2 separate regions of the Homo sapiens genome follow, and region 2 is linked to region 1. Evidence: read pairs that join two places in POLR2A ChIA-PET (ENCODE). Cell type or tissue: Panc1. All regions are shown on one strand. Each heading gives the region's core, and the rest is flanking DNA. Links, peaks and the distances in the headings are about the cores only.

Region 1 (11,888 bases), core at 1,964-9,963:
CATGTCAAATGGTCTTAAGTTCACTAATACATAAGGCAATGTCATATCATAGCTATTCTTAAAAGTGATCTTGCTAAAACTGAAGTCAGATCATGTCATTTCTCTGCATAAATCCCCTGAATAGCTCTGCATCATAGAGCAAAAGTCCAAGTCATTAAAATAATCTCTAAGGTTATGCATGGTCATAACCCTATTCACCCCAGGTCTTCTCTGAACTCACCTCTTGCTTGCTCTAGAAAACTAGATGGGCCTTAAACATGCCAGACACACTCTGTTCACAGGGCCTTTGCACATTCTGATCACTCCACCCAGAAGTCCCACCAGAATGCCCAAGTATTCTTATGTGTACGTTTTTTTTTTTTTTCATATTTATCACCCCCACTGGATTGCATATTTTAAGAGGGCAGAGATTTTTGTCTGTTTTCATCATGGCTGAATCATAGTGCTAAAGGTATTCCTAACACAATAGCAACTCAATTTGATGTGTTTGAGCAAATTAATAAAACATTAATTGAAGACTCTATTTCTGCCTTATGACAGGTCAAATGTCCTGAAAATCCTCTCAACTCAAAACTTCGAAATGCTAGAGGTAATATAGCAAATGTTGTTTACATACATAGCCAAACTCAAAAGAAAGTAAGAGATATCTTCAGGAGCTAAAAAAGTGTCTGTAGCCATATATCAATGACAAGCATTTGCCTTTCAAATTAATCAGGAGCCTTCTGTTTTAATTCTTTATAGGACCAGAGACCTAAAGGCAAGTAAGCTAGGGATTCCAAATAGTAAAACAATTGACTATCTAAATGCAGCCACTGGCAAACAAACTTTGTTAATTTTGTTTTTTAAAAACTCAAAGTAACATTGAGAATAAATCAAGTAGAGGAGATTCATAGTCTAAGAGAAGGATAAAAAATATATTCTAGATAGGAATAAACATTCTCTCAGAAAACATGTCAGGACTGATCTCAACTTAAACATGAATACAAGTTTTAATATATTTATCAACTGGCCGGATGAGGTGGCTCATGTCTGTAATCCCAGCACTTTGGGAGGCCAAGGTGGGTGGATCACGAGGTCAGGAGTTTGAGACCAACCTGGCCAACATGGTGAAACCAATCTCTACTAAAAAAACAAAAAACTTAGCTGAGCGTGGTGGCACACACCTGTAATCCCAGCTACTCGGGAGGCTGAGGCAGGAGAATGGCGTGAACCTGGGAGGCGGAGGTTGCAGTGAGCCAAGATCATGCCACTGCACTCCAGCCCTCCGGCCTGGGTGACAGAGCAAGACTCCATCTTGGAAAAAAGAAAAAATATATATATATAGTATATATTTATATATATACTATATATTACATTATATATATAGTATTATATTATATATAACATATACAGTATATATAATATATAATATAATATATAGTATATATATTTTATATATATACTATATGTTACATTATATATAGTATTTATATCAACAAAGAGACATTTGGGTCACAAACAGAAAGCTTAGTACCTTACATTTACAAAGTCTGTCTTTATGTTAGCAAATTACAGATACATTTCTAAATTATTAAATAATGCTTATTTCTCTTAAAATAAGTTCTAGAAATATTGCAACCTTATCACACTGAACTGGATGAATATTTAAAAAAGGAAGGCCAGTCATAATAATGGCACTAACTATTCCAGTTTAGACCTACAGAAAGAGGTAGTTCAGAGAGAGAACAGGGGAAACAAGATAGTGTAGGAGATCACTGTGGATGATAAAGCTTTTCTTTCTGGTACGTTTATTTTCAGAACATTTGTGAAAATCATTTGAATAATATAGGCCTAATAATGAGTAACAAATGGGAGGTGTTTTGTTTCTTCTTACTTCTTGAAATGTAATTAGCTTTATTCTGAATTCTAGCTACATTAATATATTTCATCTTAATCATATAGATGTCAATATCAACACATCCATCAGAGAAACCACATCCAAACCTAATTCAAAGATAATTGCTTCCAAATACCATAGCAATGGGGTTTAGAGCTTCAGCATTTAAATTTTGCAGGGAAACAAATATTCAGTCCATAACAATGGTAATAGAGAATTCCATATCTTATTGTAGTAGTGGAAAGCAGCATGGCAGAAAAGTACGGAGAAAACGGGATATCACTGCAACCATTTTTGGAAAAATATAAACTTTTAAACAAGCGATTTGGACTATTGATCTTCTATAGCTGTCTCCAGAAAATTCCCCAAAAATCACTTGTTTCAAAGATTCCAGCAGCTGTGCTCATCCCTCGTGTTTTTCTGTAGTTTCTGCAATGTGTTAACTAGCTAAACAGTGATGGTTAGTGGCAGCTTCCCTTGACATTGCCTTCTTTAGCTTTTCAAACACTTAAAAATTCCCATCTTACAGTTAAAATGTTTCACCTCATGGAGATACAGTGGAATGACACTGGAAAGTGTATGAAGGTAAGAGGGGAAAATAAAGAGAGGTTAGTGAATGGGTACAAACTTACCAATAGAGAGAAGAAATAAGTTCTAATGTTAGATTGCAGACTAGGTTGACTATAGTTAGCAACAATATATTGTATATTTCAAAGCAACTAGAAGAGAGGACTTGAAATGTTACCAGAACATGGAAATGATAAATACTGAGGGTGATGCACACCTCAAATACTCTGACTTGATCATTATACATCCTATGCATGTGAAATATATTCACATGTACCACCTAAATGTGTGATAAATTGAGAAGAGTTTCGGCTTAATTTTTTGGGGAGACATTACATTAGTATTTGATTTCTATAATTTTGAAAATTGGAAAAAAAATTTAAAAATAATTATTTATCTATTAATCAACAGGGATTTGTGTGTGTGTGTGTGTCTGTGTGTGTGTGTGTATCTGTACCTGTGTGTTTTCAGAGAGAAGAAATTCTCTAAAAGCATTTTTAGCCTTCTTAAAACAGACGTAAAACAAATTAAAGCGCACCCTGGGATGACAAGAACATTAGTGGTATTTACATTCTCTCTAAAATTGTTTAATTAATTCACATTTTTGAGTGTATTTGAATAGACCTTTGCTTGCAAACACATTTTTAGAATTGTTAAAAGTTGCTTAAAAATTAAATTTTTCAGAGTATCTTCTATATCTATGATTTTCCCCTGTAAATCGTATTTCTAAACTTTTTTTTTTGCAATTTACATTTTTTCTTGCATAGGTTGGCAAAAAAAGTATCATATTTCACTTCTGGTGGATTATTTTTTGGATTAATTTACAAATTTTGTTTTTGTTTTTGTTGGTATTATCTTTATTTTGTTCTCCCCATGATCCTTTGTTTTATGTTGTCTAGTCTAACTTCGTGAATTGAATTCTGAGTAATTTCATTTCTTTATATTTATTAATACATGTTTAAATCAGTTTAATAACAAATTTTCTATAGCAATCTCTAGCAGCATTCCATATTTGGATATGTTGCCTTTCCATTAATATTATTTTTGGCTATCTCTGACTGAATTTGATTTCCTTTCCTCACCTAAGAATTGTAAAGAAAGTGTTTTCAAATTCCAGTTGCTTAAGGAATTTTTATTCCTATATTTTCACTAATTTCTACTAGCAACTAATTTTGTCAAAATATTATCTGTATTTAAAATTTAAAATGTATTTTTTGTGTTCTAATACATAATCACTTTGTATATGTAAAGTGAACACATGAAAAATTTGCTATCTATAAAGTTATTAAAATTAAGTTATATTTACTCAGATTTATTGGTTACATATTTCAGATTCCCTACATTTTTATATGATTTGTCTATATGATTTGTTATGATTATATGAATAAATATTACCTATTATTATCTGTTGTCATCTCCTCTCAGTTCACAAAATTTATACTTCGCAAATTTTGTTATTAATATTTCCTAATTTATTAATTAGCTGAAGTAGACCTTATTGTGGAATTTTCGTTTGATTTGATACCTTTAATGGACTGAACCTTTCAGCATATTTGTATACTAAATTATCTTTATCTGGTTCCAGTATCACAACCACAGCATTTGATTAATACACCTTAGCTTTTTCTTTTTTCAAAATTTAAGTAGATGAGTTGTCACCATTTATATTTGTTGTTATACTGTACTATTTTGCTTTAATTGTGCAGTTCTTTATACTTGTATAAATTTAAGGGGCAAAAGTGCAATTTTGTTACTTGAATATATTGCATAGTGGTGAAGTCTGGGCTTTTAGAGTGTTCATCACTGAATAATGTACATTGTACTCATTAAGTATTAAGCTCCCACTTTTAGGTGAGAACATGTGGTATTTGTTTTTCTGTTTCTGAGTTGCTTCACTTAAGATAATGGCCTAGAGTTTCATTAAATGTTGCTGCAAAAGACATGCTTTTATTCTTTTTTATGACTAAGTAGTATTCCATTGTGTATGTGTACCACATTTTCTTTATCCAATCTGTTGATAGACAATTAGATTGCTTCTATATCATTGCTGTTGTGAATAGTGCTGCAATAAATATACAAGCACAGGTCTTTTTGATATAATGATTTATTTTCATTTGAGTAAATACTCAATGGTGATATTGCTGATTCGAATGGTAGAAATCTCCATATTTTTCATGTAGGTTGTACTATTGTACATTTCTACCAACAGTGTATAAGTATCATCTGTTATTTTATTTTTATAATAGCCATTTTGACTTGTATAATATGATATCTCATTTTGTTTTTAATTTGCATTTCTCTGATTATTAGTGATGTTAAACATTTTTTCATATGCTCTTTGGTTATTTGTACGTCTTCTTTGAAAAATGTCTATACATATCCTTTACCCAATTTTTAAAGGGGCTATTTGTTCTATTGTTGTTATTTTTATGTTTTTATTTTCTGAGAGTTTTTATACAATAAAAATGATTAGGCTCTTCTTTCCTATGTTTTTGGATGTGTATGCATATATGAGTGTGTGTGTGTTTTAATTCAGGCAATTTGGAAGAGTTGTAATTTTTTTATACTTCTATTTGTTATAACTCTGTGCAACATAATTACCATGAAAATATCTTATTTTTCCTAATCATAATTTCTTCTTTGTGGGTATAACAGAATTCCCTTGTCCTCAATGGGCCACCACTGTCTTACTCTCAGTCTAGGTGGTTTGGGTAAAGCTGACTTCCCCATAAGCTTTAAAAGTGGCATATGATAATAGGTACATGCATTGGAGGGTTTCATTATTTTCCACTTTTCTGTGTAACTTTCTTACTATAATAAAAATGTGAAAGAAAACAAAAGAAATTAAAAGATAAATCAGTTTAAATGTTTTTTTACTATACAATTTATTTTTTTTAGAATCATAAAGCATGCCATGTTGTAGCTATTTTCTTAATTGTGGAACCTGCCTTTGCACTGGTCTTCTTATTTCTTTATCAGCTCTCCTTAGGACTATTCTAGAAAGTTTAGAGATGGTCATCTGCATTGGGTTATGCAACAAAACAAGGATAATTAACTTCATCAGATTTTGGACAGTGCAAAATTGTATAAAATTCTGAAAATATGTATTCTAAATTACTTTTCAAAGAGCATACATGAGATAACAATAAGAATACAATAGGAGGCTGGTTGTTGTGGCACACACCTGTAATCTCAGTGCTTTGAAAGACTAAGGCTGGAGGAGCACTTGAGGCTAGGAATTCAACACCAGCCTGAGCAACACAGTGAGACCATATCTTTACAAAAAGATTTGAAAAATTAGCTGAGCATGGTAGTGCATGCCTGTAGTCCTAGCTACTTAAGAGACTGAAGCAAGAGGATTGTTTGAACCTGGGAGTATGATACTGCAGTGAGCTACGATTGTGTCACTGCATTCTAGCCAAAAAAAAAAAAAAAAAAAAAGTACAGTAGGAGTATGACTCTAGCAAAATAAGTGTGGTGTGGGAAATTCTTTTTTAGGAATTCATAACATATACTTAAAAATAAAATGTATTATTTTAAAATCCAAAGACAAAAAGCCTACTAATTTGATTTAACTCCATTTTGACTGTGATCCAAACATACATTTGGAAATATATCTTAACATCTCTAGGTACATGATTCCATTTAATTCTGATACATAATTTAACAAATGCTGTTATAACTAACTAAGCCAAAAATCATTGTTACTATATAATATTTATTTTAAAATACATAACAAATTAAACATATTTTCAATACACCTTTTATGGAGAGAATTAGAGTATGATTTACTTTTTTATATGATACATCTATAATGTTATTCTAAGGATAGAAGATGTTTTATTATCTTTGTGTTGTGGCTCACCAATTTTGACTGGGAAGCTCCCACTGTTTTCTGGATGACTTTAGAATTCGTTCTTCTTCTTGAATAATATTTACAACTCCATGTCTCTCTCTTAAATGTCTCTCTCTACTTTTATGAAGAAATAGGAAGCATGGAATCAAGACAGTGATTATAAAGACAAATCCTCAGTTCATTCTCTTGGGAGCATGTGTTCATGTCCAGACATCTTCAAATGAGGGGAACAGAAGGATTTGATGCATTTTCATCCAGTTGTAGAGACTGGCTATGAAAACAAATATTGGTATGAGGCTGCTTTTCATAAAATGTTAAGCATTTCAGAAAATGCCTATCATGAGGAAAAATATAGAAAAGCTGTGCTGTAACCTTAACAAATTTTTACTCAAAGGAAAAATTCAAGGAAAGAAGAAAGTATAACTGACAAAATAAGCTATATTGCTTTAATTTAAATTATATTACAAGGGTATCTCAATAAATCTCAAGTTAATATCAGTCACACCAAAGCAATAATTCAGCCAATTTTATTAATTTTTATTACTAATCCAGCCAAGATATTATTTCTTTATCTATATTTTGCAATAAAAATAGGAGTGAAACTTTAAAGCATATCCTTTCCATTACTTAAAAGTAAATTACTAAATGGTTCTTGAGAAAGATAAGAGGATTTTCCAAAGCAGGATTTCATTCTCGTAGTAGAGGGACAATAGTGTATTTTTAGCAGAATGCAAGTACTTTTAGGTGATATCTGGCTATGTATTTGATAGATGATGCATTTGTATTATCCATATTCTTTTTCTGCTACGTCATACAGAAAAATTCTGTCAAAATAGTTGTTTTTGACTTTTTAATGCATATTTGCAATCAACAAATAAAGTAGCTAATCTATTTCAGCCTATAGATTATGAATGTTTATTGTTAGGAATCCATAACACTGATATAGTCAGTATAAATTAGGTATACAAATTATAAGCTGAGGTTTTTAATATGCTAGCTACTGTATATCAAATATAAGCATTTGATATTAGAAGAAAATTGGTTCAAATTATTTCAGTGTCAGTGCCCTTGTACAGTCACCCCTTGAAACATTAAAAATGTTTTCAAAGATTTGGAAATTACCAACAAATGTAACTTTCAACTCATACATTATAAAATAGTTTCTTTTTTGATTAGTAATTTAATATCCTGTTATTACATGCAAAAGATGCCATTAGGAAATACTGGTGAAAAATAAAAATTAGAAATAATTATTTAATGGTGATAAGAGAATAGTATTTATTTATATTTTTTTCATTCATTCATTATCAGTTTAATCGTTCAGGAAGTAGTTATTGAATGCCTGACATATTTCCAAGGCTACATATATTATTATTATCCTATTTCCTAAGAGCTTTTCTTATAATAGAAGAAATATAACAAAATACTAATTCATATAAAGACAAAGAATATAATTGAAAATATTATATTTGTTAAAAATAATTGCTTTAAGAATTTAAAAAAGATAATATTTCTTTCTGAGTTATTAAATAAAATGATCATAGAATAGATAGCATCTTTGCTTGGCCATACAGAGATGGCAGATACAAAGTCCATCCCAGATATACATATCTTTACTTTTCTAAAGAAAACTTTTTTTTAAAGTTTGAAGTAAATAAGTGAATTTTTAGCAGACTGACTGAGAGGGTTAGGTATAATATAAGAAAGAAATATTTAGAATTAAGTTTTTAAGATTGGTTGGAGTCAGAATATTGAAAATTTTGAATATTTAACTAAGGTATTTTGTTCTACTCTATAGGCAGCAGTTGAGCAACTTAAAGCAAGATTTAATTAAGAAAATATTGACAAATATTTAAGGCTGTTATTAAAAATAATCTAAATACAAAAGCACATCTGAAATAAAAAAAAATGAAAACCTCCAATATCTACTCCTCCAAAATAAAAAAAATGAGAGCACTTGCAAAAATTGTTAAAATCAATTTTTTTTTTAGAATTCAATTTCAAAATAAAGAATTCTAGGAATAAGCCAAGGGTTGAAACAATCTGGGGAATAATTATTCAAGACAAATGTGTGTATCTTAGTAAGAACAGTGAGTTTTGTGGTGTTTTACTTTGTCCCATTCTTATTCCCTTCTTTCCAGTTCCACGTAGCCTTGAAAACCATAACTTTGCAAATACAGGAGTTGTGAAAACGAGCATCCTAGAAGTCACTGTAAGGGCAGAATGTGTTTGGAGAAAGTCCCATTCCCAGAAAATTGTCACTATTTAGCCCATCTGAAAGTCGCATAAAAAGCTCTACTGTCGACATTTGTCTTTATTTGAGCTGATTCAGAGCTTGCTTTGTGCAACTAGCACAACCCATCAGAGGCAATTGCTTAATATTGCAGCTGCCTTCAGTGGAGATTCCAGTTGTGACTAACAAGAAGCTGTTTTAGAAAAATAAAATACCCTTAAAAATAAAAACTAATACACTCATGGAAACCTAAAAAAATTATGCATATGATTAGGGTTGTGAATACACTTAGGAAAGACCTAAGAGGGCCCTAATCTCTCACAGCTGGCTGAGGATAAGGCTTGATGTAACCAGGGAGTGAAGGCAAAACTAGAGATGTAAACTGTCCACTGGAGTGTCGAAAGATTCTCCCAATATAAACAGGGGTCCTTTGACAAAGGTTGGGAGATTTATTTGTTCAAGGCACTTAAGGAAATCTTTGTCCAATCATTTGGTGATGAATAAAGTGGCCAAGAAAGACATAAGTGTTCACACATGAAAAAGAATACAACATACTTTACAAAATTAATAAAGTCATTATACAAACAAACAGCAACAACAGTAACAACAACAAATAAAAACAGCACATCTTGGTTTGGTGGAAAACTATTCTGAATTTGCCACTAGATATCCATATTTGAATGTCTAGTTTTTAACACAAAATTATGACGCATGTAAAAAATAGGAAATTAGTATAGCTCATACACAGACAAAAAAGAAGCAATAGATCGTGTATCTGAGGAAATCCAGATGTTAGACTTATCTGAAATACACTTTAAATCAACCATAATAAATATCCTGAAAACAGTAAAGAAAAACACATGTAATTAAACACAAGTATGAGAATAATGTGCCACCAAACATCAATGAGATAGAAATTATTAAAAAAGAACCTAGTTAAAATTCAGAAATTGAAAAGTATAATTACTGAAATGAAAGAGAATTCACTAGAGGCAATCACAACCAGACTTGAACTGCGAAAAGAAAGGCACAGCGCACTAGAAGATAGGTCAGTGGAGATTATTTAGTCTGAGAAACAAATGAAGGACAAAAATATAAATAGAAAGTCAGATTATACATCATGACCTGGTTTGACTTATCAAAATAATCTATGGTTGGATTAATATCTGAAAATCAATTATTGTAAAATAGCATGTTAACAGAATAAAGAACAAAAGCATATGATCATCTGAATAGATGTAAAAAAAATTACTTAATAAAATCCATTATGTGTTTATGATAAAAACACTCAACATACTAGAAGTAGAAAGAAATGATCTCATCATCTTAAGTATATCTATGAAAAACTCACAGCTAACATCATATTTAATGAAGACAATGCTTTCTCCTTATATCAGAAACAAAACAAATACATCTACTGTTTTTTATTTCTATTCAACATTGCACTAGGAGTTCTAGCCAGAGCAATTAGTTAAGATAAAAAATTATAATTGGCATTCTGATAAAAAAGGAAAAAGTAAATTTTTTTCTCCACAGATGAAATGATTATTTATATTAAAAAACCCTAAGTAATTCACACATTTAAAAAGTTAAAATTAAAAAATAGCTAATCAAGGTTGCAGGTCCAAGATCACTATAAAAAGTCAATTTTGCAGACACACATTAGCAATTAACAATTGAAAACTAAAATTAAGAAAGCAACTTATTCACAGAATTATCAAAATGATAATATATTTAAGAATAAATTTGACAAAGTATAAAATTTTAGCATTAAAAACCACAAAATATTACTAAAAGTAATTAAGAAATATCTAAATAACTGGAGGACATCCTATTCCATGAATTGAAAAACTTAATGTTCTTGCGATTAAATACTCTTCAAATTGAACTATAGATTCAACACAAACCCAATCAAAATTCTAGCTGCCTTTTCCCCCCAGAAATGTATAGGCTAATCCTAGAATTCATATGGAAATGCAAAGGATCCAGAATAACCAAAACAACCTTGATAAATAAAAGTTGAAAGTCTTACATTTTCTGATTTCAAAATCTACTACAAAGCTACAATAATAAAAATAACATTTCCTGACATAAGGATAGACATAAAAATCTATGAAATATGACTGATAATTCAGAAATAAACCTTACATTAACAGTCAATTGATTTTTGAGAAAGATGCCAAGACAACACAATTGGGGAAACACAGCCTTTTCCAAAATGATGCTGGGACAAATGAAATGGATATTCACATGGAAAACAACACAACTGAATCTCTATCAAATGTATTATACAAAACATAACTCAAAATGGATCAGAGATGGAAATGTAAACAATAAAACCATACAATTTTTAGAAGAAAATGCAGAAATAAATATTTATAACCTTACATTAGGTTATTGCTTTTTAAATTGAGACAGCAGAAACACAAACAACAACAACAAAAATAGACAATTAGCCTTCTTTAGGATAAAAACAAGGCAAAAATACATGCTCTCTCCACTCTTGTTCAACATTTCACTAAAGTTCTGGGATAATATAATCAGGTAAATAATAATAATTTTATACAAAAATTGAATAGAAAACTTCCTGTTTGCAGGCAAACATAGATTTTTTAGATTGCAAGGAATCTATAAACATCATTTGAGAATAAATAGATGCATCCACTAACATTGGAAGACATACAGAACATAAAATAGATAGACATAAAAAATCAGTTTAATTTCTGTGTATTAGAAAACATGGTCACTGAAATTAAGGATGCAATACTGTGTAAAATAACTAAAAATAAAATGAAATATCTAGGTGCAATTATATCAAAATATGTATAGGTCTCGCATACTGAAAATTAGAATACGCTGATGAAAGAAGTCAAGGAAGATGTAAACAAATGGAAAGATGTACAGTGTTCATGGATTGGAAGGCTCAAAATAATAAAGATGTCAAATATCTTCCAATTCATAAACAGGTTTACTACAATACCTATAAAATCTCAGCAAGAGTTTTTTGTAGATATAGACAAGATTGTTTAAATTTATATGGAAAATCAAATGATTCAAATAGCTAAAACAATTTTGAAAAAATAAAGTGAGATAAATAGTTTAGCCAATATCCAGATTTATTATATATCTATAGCTATCAAGATTCTAGTTGTATTGGCAGATAAATAGACAGGTAGATCAAAAGAAATAGCAAACTCAGAAATAACTCCACTTATTCTGAGTGGAGTATCTGATTTTTGTTAAATGTGCAAAAGCAATTTCTTAGAATATTGAAAGCCATTTCAGCCATGGGTCATTGCTAGGCAAAAGAAAAATACAACAAAACCTTGACTTAAGACTTAAATCTCACACTTCAT
Region 2 (11,888 bases), core at 3,608-11,607, 81 kb after region 1:
AATGGTGTAAAGAAACTATACCCCCACACAAAAGAATGTAATTGGACACTTATATTACACCAATACACAAATATCTACTAAAATGGATTAAAAACTTAAGCATAAGACCTGAAACTATAAAACACATTGAAGAAAATACAGGGGAAAATCTTTTTGACACTGGTCGTGGCAATGATTTCTCAGCCATGACACCAAAAACAGAGGCAATAAGAGAAAAAATAGACAAGTGGGACCAATGAAACCAAAAAGTTTCTGCAAAGCAAAGGAAATAATTGACAGCATGAAAACGCAACCTAATAGAATAGGGGAAAATATTTGCAAACCATCTATTTGTTAAAAGGTTAACAACCAAAATATATAACAACCCCTTAAAACTCAATAGCAGAAAACCAAACAACCCTATTACAATATAGATAAAGGACTTTAATAGACACTTCTTCAAAGAAGACATTCAAATGGCAGACAGGTAAATGGAAAGGTAGTGCACATTATTAATCATCAGCGAAATGCAAAGAAAAACTATAATGAGGTATCACTTCACAACGATTCAGATTACCATTACAAAAAACAAAAACAGTCAGGGACAGTGGTTCACGTCTGTAATCCCAGCACTTTAGGAGGCCAAGGCAGGTGGATCACTTGAGATCAGGCGTTCGAGACCAGCCTAGCCAACATGGTGAAACCCCATCTCTACTAAAAATACAAAAATTAGCCGGGTGTGGTGGTGCATGCCTGGAGTTCCAGCTACCTAGGAAGCTGAAGCAGGAGAATGGCTTGAACCTGGGAGGCAGAGGTTGCAGTGAGCCGAGATCGCACCATTACACTCCAGCCTGGGTGACAGAGCAAGATTCCATCTCAGAAAAACAAACAAACAAACAAAAAATCCCCAGAATATAACAAGTGTTGCCAGGGATATGAAGAAATTGAAATACTTGTGTACTACTAGTGGTAATGTAAAATGATGAAGGTGCAGGTGCTATAAAAAACAGTATAGAGGTTCTTCAAAAAATTAAATGTAGAACTACTGTATGACCTAGCAATCCTACTTCTGGGTATGTATATTAACAAATTGAAGACAGTATCTTAAAGAAATATTTGCACTCTGCTGTTCATTGCTCCATCATTCACAATATCTTAGTTAGGAAAACAATTTAAACGTCCATGGATAGATTAATGAATAAAGGAAATGTGGTCTATACATACAATGAAATATTATTCAGCCATAAAAAAGAGAAAATCCTGTTGTATGCTACAACATGAATGAACTTTGAGCACATGATACTAAGTGAAAAAACTTGGGACAGATGTACAAACACTGCATGAAACCACCTATATCAAGTATCTAAAGTAGTCTGACTCATTGCAGGTAGAATGGTTGTTGCCAGCGGCTGAGAAAAAGAATACATTTGAGGTTGCTGTTCAATATTTATAGAATTTCAGTAACGCAAGATGAAAAGTTCTAGAGATCTGTGGAACCACATTGCATTTATAGTTAACATTGCTGTTCTGTATACTTAAACTTTTGTTTAAAAGATATATATTATGTGTGTTTTACCAAAATAAAAATAACCAGAGGTGATAAAATAATTAAAATGAGATAATTATTGAAATTTGTTTATTTTATTTATTTAATGACAGGCCAGTTTATTAGACAGTATTGATATTTTTAGAGGTTAATTTCAAAAAACATTTCTAAAATAATAAGAACTTATCATGTATTAAAACAAACAAATTAAAGCTTCTTTTATTTGATTATTGGAACTTTAAGAAAATAGCACAGCAGAATAGATATTATTATTATATTTTCACATATTTTATTCAGTTACTCAGCCATTTGCAACCTTTCTTTCAGTAATTGAAATTTTTTAAAAACTTGAAAAGTTGGAGTTTGAACATTTTAATTGCTGATTACAGATTTTTAAGTGAGTTTTGAACAATGATCAAATTTTTCAAAGCACTGAAGACACTGGTACTGTATTTAATTTTGTAACATTTTCAAAGCAGTTATTCAAAGTTTCAATTATTTTAAAAAATCATATTCGTGGCAGGTAGCAAACAGAGAAATTTTTGGAATGTTCTTCTGCTAATGGAATCAAAGAATTAAAGCTATTACTTCCCATGATATGCATGTACAAAAATGCTTGGAATAAAAAATATGTGAAATTAGTTAAGGGAAACAGTTATTTTATCTGAATTAAAAATAAAGATTCAAATAGTGATATGAAATACAACTTTTATCACTTCCTTTTTAAATTATTGTAAAGCTCTGGCTACATATACATATACGTGTATATATATATATAGTGAATCAGGGTCTTCTGGTTATTATGTGATAAGAGCTATTACTAAGCCTCCACGTAGAATGTTATTAAGTTACTTTGAAAGAAATCATTATATGAAGTCATTACTTCTAAAACTCTGATTAAAACTAATCATTTTAAAAGGTAACTAGAATTCCTGTTTTTTATTGTGGTGTTCTAGCTCGTATCAGACCTTTCTGTGAATAACAAGAAAATATATATAAAACTATTGCAAATTAAATTCTATTTGAGCATCACCAAGACCTCAAGATTTTGAGGGGTCAAGATTACAAAGCAAAGTTTAAGAGTGATACTGAGATTCAGAGCCATTATTTCTCTTGAGATGTTTGCCAAATTTTAAACAACTGCAACCTAAAGGCTAAAAGTGAACTGTTGAATAAATCTAGTAGCAGAGGATTTAAGTGGCAGCAGAGCCATACAGCAATCAGAGGTCAGGAGGCTGAGAGGTGAGCCATTTTATAGGAATTTGGAGTTGAATTTTCAGAATTGAGCCAATCGTAGTAAAAAGAATCTTATAAACACCATAGGTTTTCAATAGAAACAGGTTGAGTCTAGAACTAGATCCACCATTACAAAGTCTGAAGACTTGTCACAAATTACCACAGTCTCAAACTGGTTGGATGTGAGATTTTCCAAGTCTAACAACTTTCCATTTACAAAAGAATTCTTGGTAGCAAAACAGAACATCTAGATTCTCAAAATATTCCTACAGACTTTCAAACACTATACCCAGCATTTAATTAAAGTTATCTAGCATACAAAAATGACTAAATGCAAAACATTAAGTAACATTGAGAACGCAGGAAAATGAAATACAGATCTTGATATTAATCAAACATGGAATTTAAATCAATATGCTCAAGAGATGGAAATCAAGATAGATAATTTCAGCAGAAAATTTGAATGTCTAAAAGAGAAATCAAATATAATGTATGGAACCAACAAATATAATAATTGTAACTGAGAACTCAATAGTTAAGTTTAATATCAGATTAAATAATTGAAGGAATGATTTGTGAACTGGAATATAGGTCAGTATAATTGAAGAAATGATTTGTGAACTGGAATATAAGTCAGTAGAAAATGATGAGCCATAGTAAAAAGAAAGAAAAAGAATGAAAAATATGGAAAAAAGCATAAGAGATACATGATACATATTTTAAATGGCTATTGATGGCAGTGGAAGCCAGTCTGGAGTGGTCACTGCAACGAAGGGATTATGTGCTCCATGAAGCCGGCAGGGGCCGGAAACAGGTGAGATCCCTGCCCACTGCTGAGTTAAAGTGGTGGGAGCCCTGCCCTTCCAGGGTGCAGCCTCTCAGCAATGGCTCCGAACCCGGGCATCCCTGTGCTCTCCAGGGCCCAGGATGTTTCCCTTCACCTACAGGCACAGAAGTTCCTGCTCCCCCTCCCTAGACTCTTCCCTCTCCTGGCACCCACTTCTATTTCAAAGCAAAGTTGTGGCCAAGCCTGGGTGCTGCCGCAACCTGGCTGGGTGTGCACGTGCTTGGGGAAGTGCTGACATACTAGCCGCGGCCTCCTCAGCCCCTTCTGGACTTTAGGCGCCAGGGAGCATGGGAGGAAGGCCGGCAGGGTGGGGCGGGGGGCGCTGAAGGCAGTTCAGCAGGGGCCTGCAGACGCTCCTTGGCACGAACAGCCGGGGTGTCTGGATGACATGTTGATGGCGGGAGGCAGACAGGTTCCTGGGTGTAAAGGGGCAGGTCCCTGGTGAAACCTCATCTTCAAGCCAAGAACAGCATGAAGCCTAGGGGCCAGACTGCCAGTGCCAGGTAGAGTTTGTAGCCCAAAGTGAGAACATATGGTGCTTTTTCTGGGTACACTTATGGCTGCCTATGGACCACTTAGCACATGTTTCCTTCTTTCTGAGCCCATACAAACCCTGGAATCAGTCAGACTCAAGCAGATGTTGAGCCTACCAGCTGCAGGAAGGAGCTATCTGCTTTGGTCTCCTCGACTAATTGGGATGATCTGCCTGTTGGAAAGGAGCCACCCACTGTGGGTCCCCTCTCCACTGAGAGCTGGACACTCATTGGAAGGAAGCCTGTGGAAAGGAACTACCCACTGCGGACTCCTGAGAGCTGTTTTGGTGCTCAGTGAAGCTGCTCTCCACCTTGCTAACCCTCCAGTTGTCTGCCTACCTCATTCTTCCTGAACATGAGACAAGAACTTGCGACCTGCCAAATGGCGGGACTGGAAGAGCTGTAACATAAACAGGGCTGAAACAAGCCCCCCTGCTCTCCATGTTGCAGTCAATGAGAGAAGAGCTGCTGCCCTTCAGGGAGCCCGGAACTAGGATCTCCCTGAACCACGGCTGTGACACCCTCTGGGCACCACTGTGTTGCCTTCATCCAGGGGCGGATGCCTGCAGTGGAAGCTACATGCAGTACATCTGGTCTAGCTGCAGCCTCACACAGAGCCAGCATCTGGAGCTGTCGGCCCTGCCACAGCAGCCAGCACGCCTGGCTGTGCACAGTGGGGGGACCCTTGCTCACTCACCCACACACCCCTCACCACTCCATACCTGGCTCACCCTTGGCAGGTGTGGGATCCAGGCCAATAGTGCAAACTGAGCACAGCCTGTCAGGCCAAGTGGGCAGAACGTGCCCATCAGGCACAAGCAATACTCGGGCAGAAGGCACCGCCAGCCACAAAGATTTTAGGCTGGTGACACCCCAAGGAGCCTGTGACACTATCATATACATAATTGTAATCCAAGAGTGGGAGAAAAGAAGAATAGGCAGAAGAGATATTTAAAAGTTGAAAGCTAAGAACTTTTTACAATTAGCCAAAAGTATCAAGCTACAAACTCAAGAAGTTCTACAAACAGACAACAGAGTAAACATAAAGAAAACTAGGTCTGGGCAATGTAACAAGTCTGGTAAAAATAAACAATGAACCAAAAAAATTGAAAGCAGTAAGAAAAAAAGACACATTTCCTTCAACAAAGTGACTGTATTAGACAACTGAATTCTCATCTAAGGCAATGAAAGCAAAGTATGTTCACATACTCACATAGTATTGACTCTGCTTCCATCATCACATCCCCTCTGAATTCCCTGCCTCCCTTTTCTACTTATAAAGATCCTGCGATTATAGTAGGCCCATGTCCTTGTGATATAGTAGGCCCATATCTCAAGGGGTATTCCATATCCGTTGAGATAGGAATAATTCAGGATAATTTCCCTATCTCAAGATTCTTAACTATCTAGCTTCAAATTGCCATTTGCCTGGAAAGGTAACACATTTCAAGAATTGCAAATATGCCAACTAAAATGACTATTCTGTGAAACATAGCAAAATTTGCTATCAGTTTTCTGAAAAGAGAAAAGTGCACAGATTGTGAGCATATAGCCCAATAAATAGTTATAATGTCATATATGTACTGTAACTTTTGTGATAAAATTCAAATAAGACTTTATTTGTGGAGGAGACTTTTAAAATTTTCATTCGCCCTGATATCTTGTAGGAAGTTCAGGGGCTGCAATGGAAAAAGAAATGTCTTTTAGGGGTAAATAGAGGGATTGTAGAGGAAAAGATTTGAAGAGAGATATATCAATGTATTGAAAGGAACTGAAGGAAGAACTGAAAGTGGTTAAAAGGAGGAAGGAGATATGGAGGTAAAAAATCGAGGCAAGGGAAAGGGAGGAGTCCTAGATAAGCTAGTTTGGGATGATCTTAAGTTTCCCAAGAAGGCAATGATATTCCATATTATCATTAGTAAAATCATGCCAACAAGAAAGGGAGTGGATAAGTGCCACAGTGGTGGACGATATGGTCAGAGGGGTTAGAGATCGGTGATGTCAGTGCACTGAGAAACTCCCATGTTTTTAACTAATAGTGTGTCCCAAACAAAGAAGCTCAAGACTCTAAACCAGCCTCAGAGTGTATGCTCAGAAACTCTAAATCTGTTATTGCGGAGCTTCAGCAAAATATTATCCAGAGCACTGGACTGGATCCAAAGCAAGACTCACCAACAGATCCCTAATCAATTGCTAAGGAGTAAAGACAAAGGCTTCAAAGATGTGGACTTGGGGGCCTTGGTGAGAGGTCCAGGGGACAATAATGAATCTGATTCTGTATGGGAACCATGCTGATAAAGAAAAAATTATCCTGAAACTTTTTTTAAATGGTAAGGAAATGTTTATTCAAGAGTATTGCAATAGAGATATTGCAATAAGGGAGTGATTGGATTCCTTTCTGAACACAACAAGGACAATATACAATTGTCCAATTGCAGATTTTTTTTTTTTTTGAGTCAGAGTTTTGCTCTTGTCACCCAGGCTGGAGTGCAATGGCACAATCTTGGCTCACCACAGCCTCCACCTTCCAGGTTCAAGCGATTCTCCTGCCTCAGCCTCCCGAGTAGCTGGGATTACAGGCATGTGCCACCACACCTGGCTAATTTTGTATTTTTAGTAGAGATGGGGTTTCTCCATGTTGGTCAGGCTGTCTCTAACTCCCGACCTCAGGTGATCCGCCCGCCTTGGCCTCCAAAATGTTGGGATTACAGGCGTGAGCCCCTGCGCGCCCGGCCCAATTGCAGATTTCTAACCAAGGAACAGGGTGTGGAGGTCAGTGGATGGAAAATTACTAAGCGGAGACATCAAGTATCTTAAATGGAATTTTGCTAAAGACAGGTCAAGGACTTAGACATCAAAGGTGGATGATAAAGAAACTGATCAGATATTAAGAGTAATCAAATATCAAGGATTGGGTGATTCTCACTAAACTGACTTAGCAGGACTCTTTGCTAAAACTGAGCTGGGTAGGCCAAAGACAAAACAGAGGCCGAGGTTGAGGCCTTATTGAGAAGAGAGCTCAGAGGAGTTTTACTAAAGTTTGGCCAAGGACAGAGTTTTTGTCAGACTCAAATGGTGGCTGCTTGGCTTAACAGATTAGTGAATGAAAAATTCCAGAAAACATTGGTCAATAACTCTTTCAGATTGTTGGGGAGAGAAAAGAAAAGAAAACAAAAAGCTTTATTCAAAGCTAATCTGTCAGAATGAAATGTTCATATTACAATTGCCAAAAATAATTATTATGGCAGACAAATATGAAATATCACCCACATAATTTCTGTCAAGAAAAAGTTCCTGTCAAAGCCCCATGAAACATTACAATTAGAGAGGATACGCTTCTATCTAAGCAACTAAAACTAGGGATTGCAGCCATGGGACTTTAAAAGGCATATTTATTAAATAACATTGACACAGAACAGTTAAAAATAGTAACAGCTACTCATTAATTAGAATATGTCATTTGGGATTTTATATTTTAACTACACTCTAATTTGAGGTATAATCTCATGCGCAGTAGAAGAGATTTTTCTCATTTCCCTGCTTTGGATTTGTTTTTTTTTCTACAGCCTCTTTTTGTCCCAAAGAAAGAAAGAGAAAGGAAAAAAGGAAGTAAGAAAGGGAAGAAGCAAATAATAGACTTATTTCAAAAGTATTAAACTTCATTAGTAATCCACAGCATGTGGCTTTTCTCTGGCAGTCAAAATATGGGAATGTAATTATTTTAAAGACCTGCTGGAAGCAGCTGATTAGAATTGCCATTCTAATTATTTGTTTCCATAGTCACCCCTTTTAGCTCATTCATGAAAATTGATTTCTTTTAACAGCCACTTATTATTTGTTTAAACCTACCAACTTGTACATAGTCAATCTGTTCTTTTGCAGCTTCCAGTTTCTTCAATTCGACCCAGTTACATACAGAGCATTCTGAAAGAGCTTGGACTGGTGGCAGTTGTATGACTCACCAGCAGAAATCTCCCTGTAGCTTACTTTCCTAAGTTCTACTTTCTCACATGTCTGAAAGTGGATTTGAAGAGGAAAGATCCTAATCTGGAAGCTGTCTATTCCAAAGGCTTTTAGAAATAAGTACTCCCACTTCCAGTGTCCTTAGCACTGCATTTGTAATGTCAGGTAAAGATGATCTTCATTTCATAGCTCAAAAAGCAATTGAGGGAAGACACTCATGTAGGAAAAAATGGCTTATTTAGAGTTTTATTCTCAACAAAGAATAATAATAACAGGATTATTATTAATAATCCTAGGAACATGTATTAACTTTCAGAATTAAGAAAAAATAATAATCTGCCTACAAAACTATCAGAGAATGATGAGAAAATAATGAAAACAGAAGAAAATTGTTGACCACAAGAAAATGCAGCATATCAAGAAGTGAAAAGAAAATTCTCCTAATTGACGACGTGAAGATAATGACAATAGTTTGCACCTGAATTCACGTCCTGTGATGCAACCATCATCCTCATGCAATAGTTATTAAGTACACATTGTGTACAAGAATGATACTTATAGTAGGAAGGCCATCATCAAACAGAGTACCTAAGAGGAAACATGATTACTTTGGGAAGATCTTAGGTGAAGTGAAGGGACCCAGGAGTATAGTTGTTTAATGACAGGCAGGATGAACTAGGCTCCATAAGATAAGGTGTGAGGTTGGCTTCAAAAAAACAAGAATGTTGGCTTGGTTGAGGGAACCCTAGAATCTCGTGAAGATCTTGAAGATCACTTTCTAAACTAGTGACAGGCATTCCGTGACTAATTTGGCTATGCAATAAATTGACCAAATTTGTATCTATTTTATGCACTCTCCTACAGAATTGAAGATACACAGATGTGAATCTTGTACTAGGTATTAAGTAACAATGTTCTGAGAAATTTAAAACATTTACTTGGAGATACATGTTATTCAAACCAGAATCTCCTAATGCTTATTTTTGTAAATATGACACAGATATTTAGAAAAGTGAATAGCACACTTGTAACACTTTCTCATAAATACTAAATGAATTAATCTACCTATTTAATAATTCAACAAATAGACTGAATTTCTCTTTGTTTCCAGGAACCATGACAGGGTGCCACAGTTGATGCAAAGCCACGACACTTGTAATGCTGTCATTCTAGGGGAATGATAAATTCATGAGCAATTAAATTCAATATGAACAGGGCTATAACAATGAAAGAGGATGTTCTTTAGAAGCACGGGAAATGGAACAAAAATATTTTTAAGAGTGACATTTATTTTCAACAGATCATCCATTTTCATAGCTTTATAGTTTCATTGTAATTTAATTTCATTGATTCAAGAAGTATTTATTAATATCTGGGAATTTGGCAGAGTACCTTCTGACATATTCAGACAGACACATTCTCTGCCCTAATAAAGCTTCCATTCTTGTGAGAAGAAACTGGCAATGAAAATGAAAGCAAATATATAAGATAAATCCAATGGTATTAATTGCTAATTTTTTAAATGAGACAGTAAAAAAGATAATAAAAGATGGAGTGTGCTCTAGGATGGATAGGGAGAGCTTGATGAAGAGAATGAGCAATGAACTAAGAGCTGAAAGATGAGAAGAGACCTCTTCTGTGAATATTTTGGGATAGCACGAGGTAGGCAGAGGAAACAGCAAGAGAAGGGGCCATGAAGCTGAGTGAATTTGATTCACATAAAGCTAGAGTGAATTTGATTCACATAATAATGAGGTTTAGTGCCTACTCTAAGTGGAACCATTGTTAGAAAATGTTCATAACAACATAATAAAAATTAGACAAGGGACATTCGGGGTGTTTTCTACCATAGGCTACCTCTGCTTGGAAGTTTTACAAAGTTGAAGTTTCTTTGTTAGGAAAGTGGAAGAAGCAGCTCTTTAATGGGAATCTTGTTATCTTCCATTCTTTTGGCATTTTCTTATGGCAAATAAACTACACACTGCAGAGATCTTTGTGATTCTATTAATATTCCAAAATAGCTTGCTTGAGGAGCAGCAAGGTTAGTTGGCTAAAATGTCATTGTCAGGCTTCAAACACATGGATTGGGCAATGTGTACAGGTCAGAAAAAAAAATACGGGCCTCAAGAGAAAAGCAAGAAATATCAATAGAATGTGGCAATGCCATGAGGTTGAATTCTGTAATTTTAGGTTCTGAACTTTGGTCAACATTTGGAGACGGGCATAGAGGTCATAAACTACATGAACTGCTGGAGAGATCAGCTCCCAGAAATCTGTCAGCTGTCCCATTTAATGACCTAGTTGGTAAGGATTGCTTGAGGACTGCAATACAGGTAGCTAGTTTTTTTCCATGGCTATTATAAAAGACCCCATAATGTTTATTAAAACTTATAGTGATGGGTAGGCAATGAGGTAGAAGGCATGCCCCTGGAGAATCACAGCATCCCAGGGGCTGAGTGAACAAGTGAGTGATGTGTGGCAGAGATTAGGAATTCAACTTTTCCTAGCTAATTTAGAATTTGTTCAGTAATAGGTAATAGGTAGTAGAAACTATCTAAACAAATGGGATATGTGAATATATAAGGCTACTATTATAGATGGAAATATAGGTGTAACTAGCTAGATCATGGCCATGTAATCTTGCCACTTCCAATAAAATAAGACAATACAAAATAGAATCTAATTTATTCAAACAGATCTGCATCAATGTTGCTCCTATAAAGTGAGGGAGAGGTATTAGATATTCTTGTCATACATATTGGCTTCAAACAAAACAAAACACAACACAACAAAATGGTACATATCATAGTTAATTGCATTAACCTATCCTCTTCATACTTCAAAGTAAGAGTTATGTAATGAAAATGTTAATGTTTCTCCTAAATATTAGGCTATATATTTGATAGCTATGTATGCTAATAACCCAGTAAAATGTGCATTTAATGTCCTTTAGCAATCTGTCACTCATTGTTTGAGCAATATTGTTTTGGCAATTTCTGAAATTGATTTCACTAACATTTTACTTCCTCTTAGGTTTTGTCTTGAAAAAAAATTAATACATATAAAAATATCAATTTTATGATTTTACTTGGAAAAAATAGTTTAGAAACATTTTCTAAATATATTTTGTCACTGGCAAGTTATTAATCAATGATTTGAGCCCTACTATAGAAAAATTTAAACCTAATAATTAAAAAATAAAGTTAGGCTATTATAAACTTTCAAAAATTCTTTAGAAATGTGAAGTTTCATATTATTCTTGAAAGAAAAATATATTTTAGTTAATTATTTGGGGATTTATAGAATATGAATATAAAAAATACAAATTATATTCTCTGCAAGATTATCCAGGAACTTTTTTGAAATGTAAGACAATCAAATTAAAGCTGGAAATATGAAAGAACATAAGCAGGATTCAAAACATAGTTATTGGATATAGTTCAGAGATTTGTAGAGTATAACTTTAAAAAAAGAATCCAAATTATTTTGAGAAATAAATAGATTTAAGTACTAAATATATGGGATAATATGAATAAAGAAAATCATTATAAATCACTGAGAAAATCTCAAGTATCTGGTAGAAAAAGAAATCTATTTAAAATTAGAAAGCTGAAGAAGTCTTCGTATCAAGATTGAGGTCTTGGTTTTCAGGATTGACAACAATTTCCGGCCACAGTGGGCACTGGATAAATTTCTAGACGTAAACAAAAGATGACAGCTGTAGTAAGCATCCATAATTTATGAAAGATAACACAGGAGATTTTAAATGTGGCTACTTTGTTTT

Evidence for each region. Peaks named below come from ENCODE experiments on the same cell type or tissue, not always from the same donor. Only the 100,000 strongest peaks of a DNase experiment are listed, where the experiment ranks them.
Region 2: POLR2A ChIA-PET joins it to region 1 with 15 read pairs; 2 of 35 experiments call an interaction of 5 or more read pairs at or near these places.

The regions. Positions count from the first base shown.
Region 1 is chr6:76,927,762-76,939,649 of GRCh38, forward strand. All of the region lies in intron 2 of LOC105377862 (a long non-coding RNA gene), which reads left to right. It overlaps LOC124901345 (a long non-coding RNA gene), which reads right to left. Exons shown (of 2, transcript XR_007059651.1): 1 at 6,309-11,888. Among named protein-coding and RNA genes, the nearest start is that of LINC02540, 340 kb to the left of the region's middle. In Panc1, for the core only: no CTCF peak of the experiment used is centred there; no DNase peak of the experiment used is centred there.
Region 2 is chr6:77,007,456-77,019,343 of GRCh38, forward strand. The region is part of intron 2 of LOC105377862 (a long non-coding RNA gene); the gene reads left to right. Among named protein-coding and RNA genes, the nearest start is that of LINC02540, 420 kb to the left of the region's middle. In Panc1, for the core only: no CTCF peak of the experiment used is centred there; no DNase peak of the experiment used is centred there; H3K27ac peaks cover 402 bases.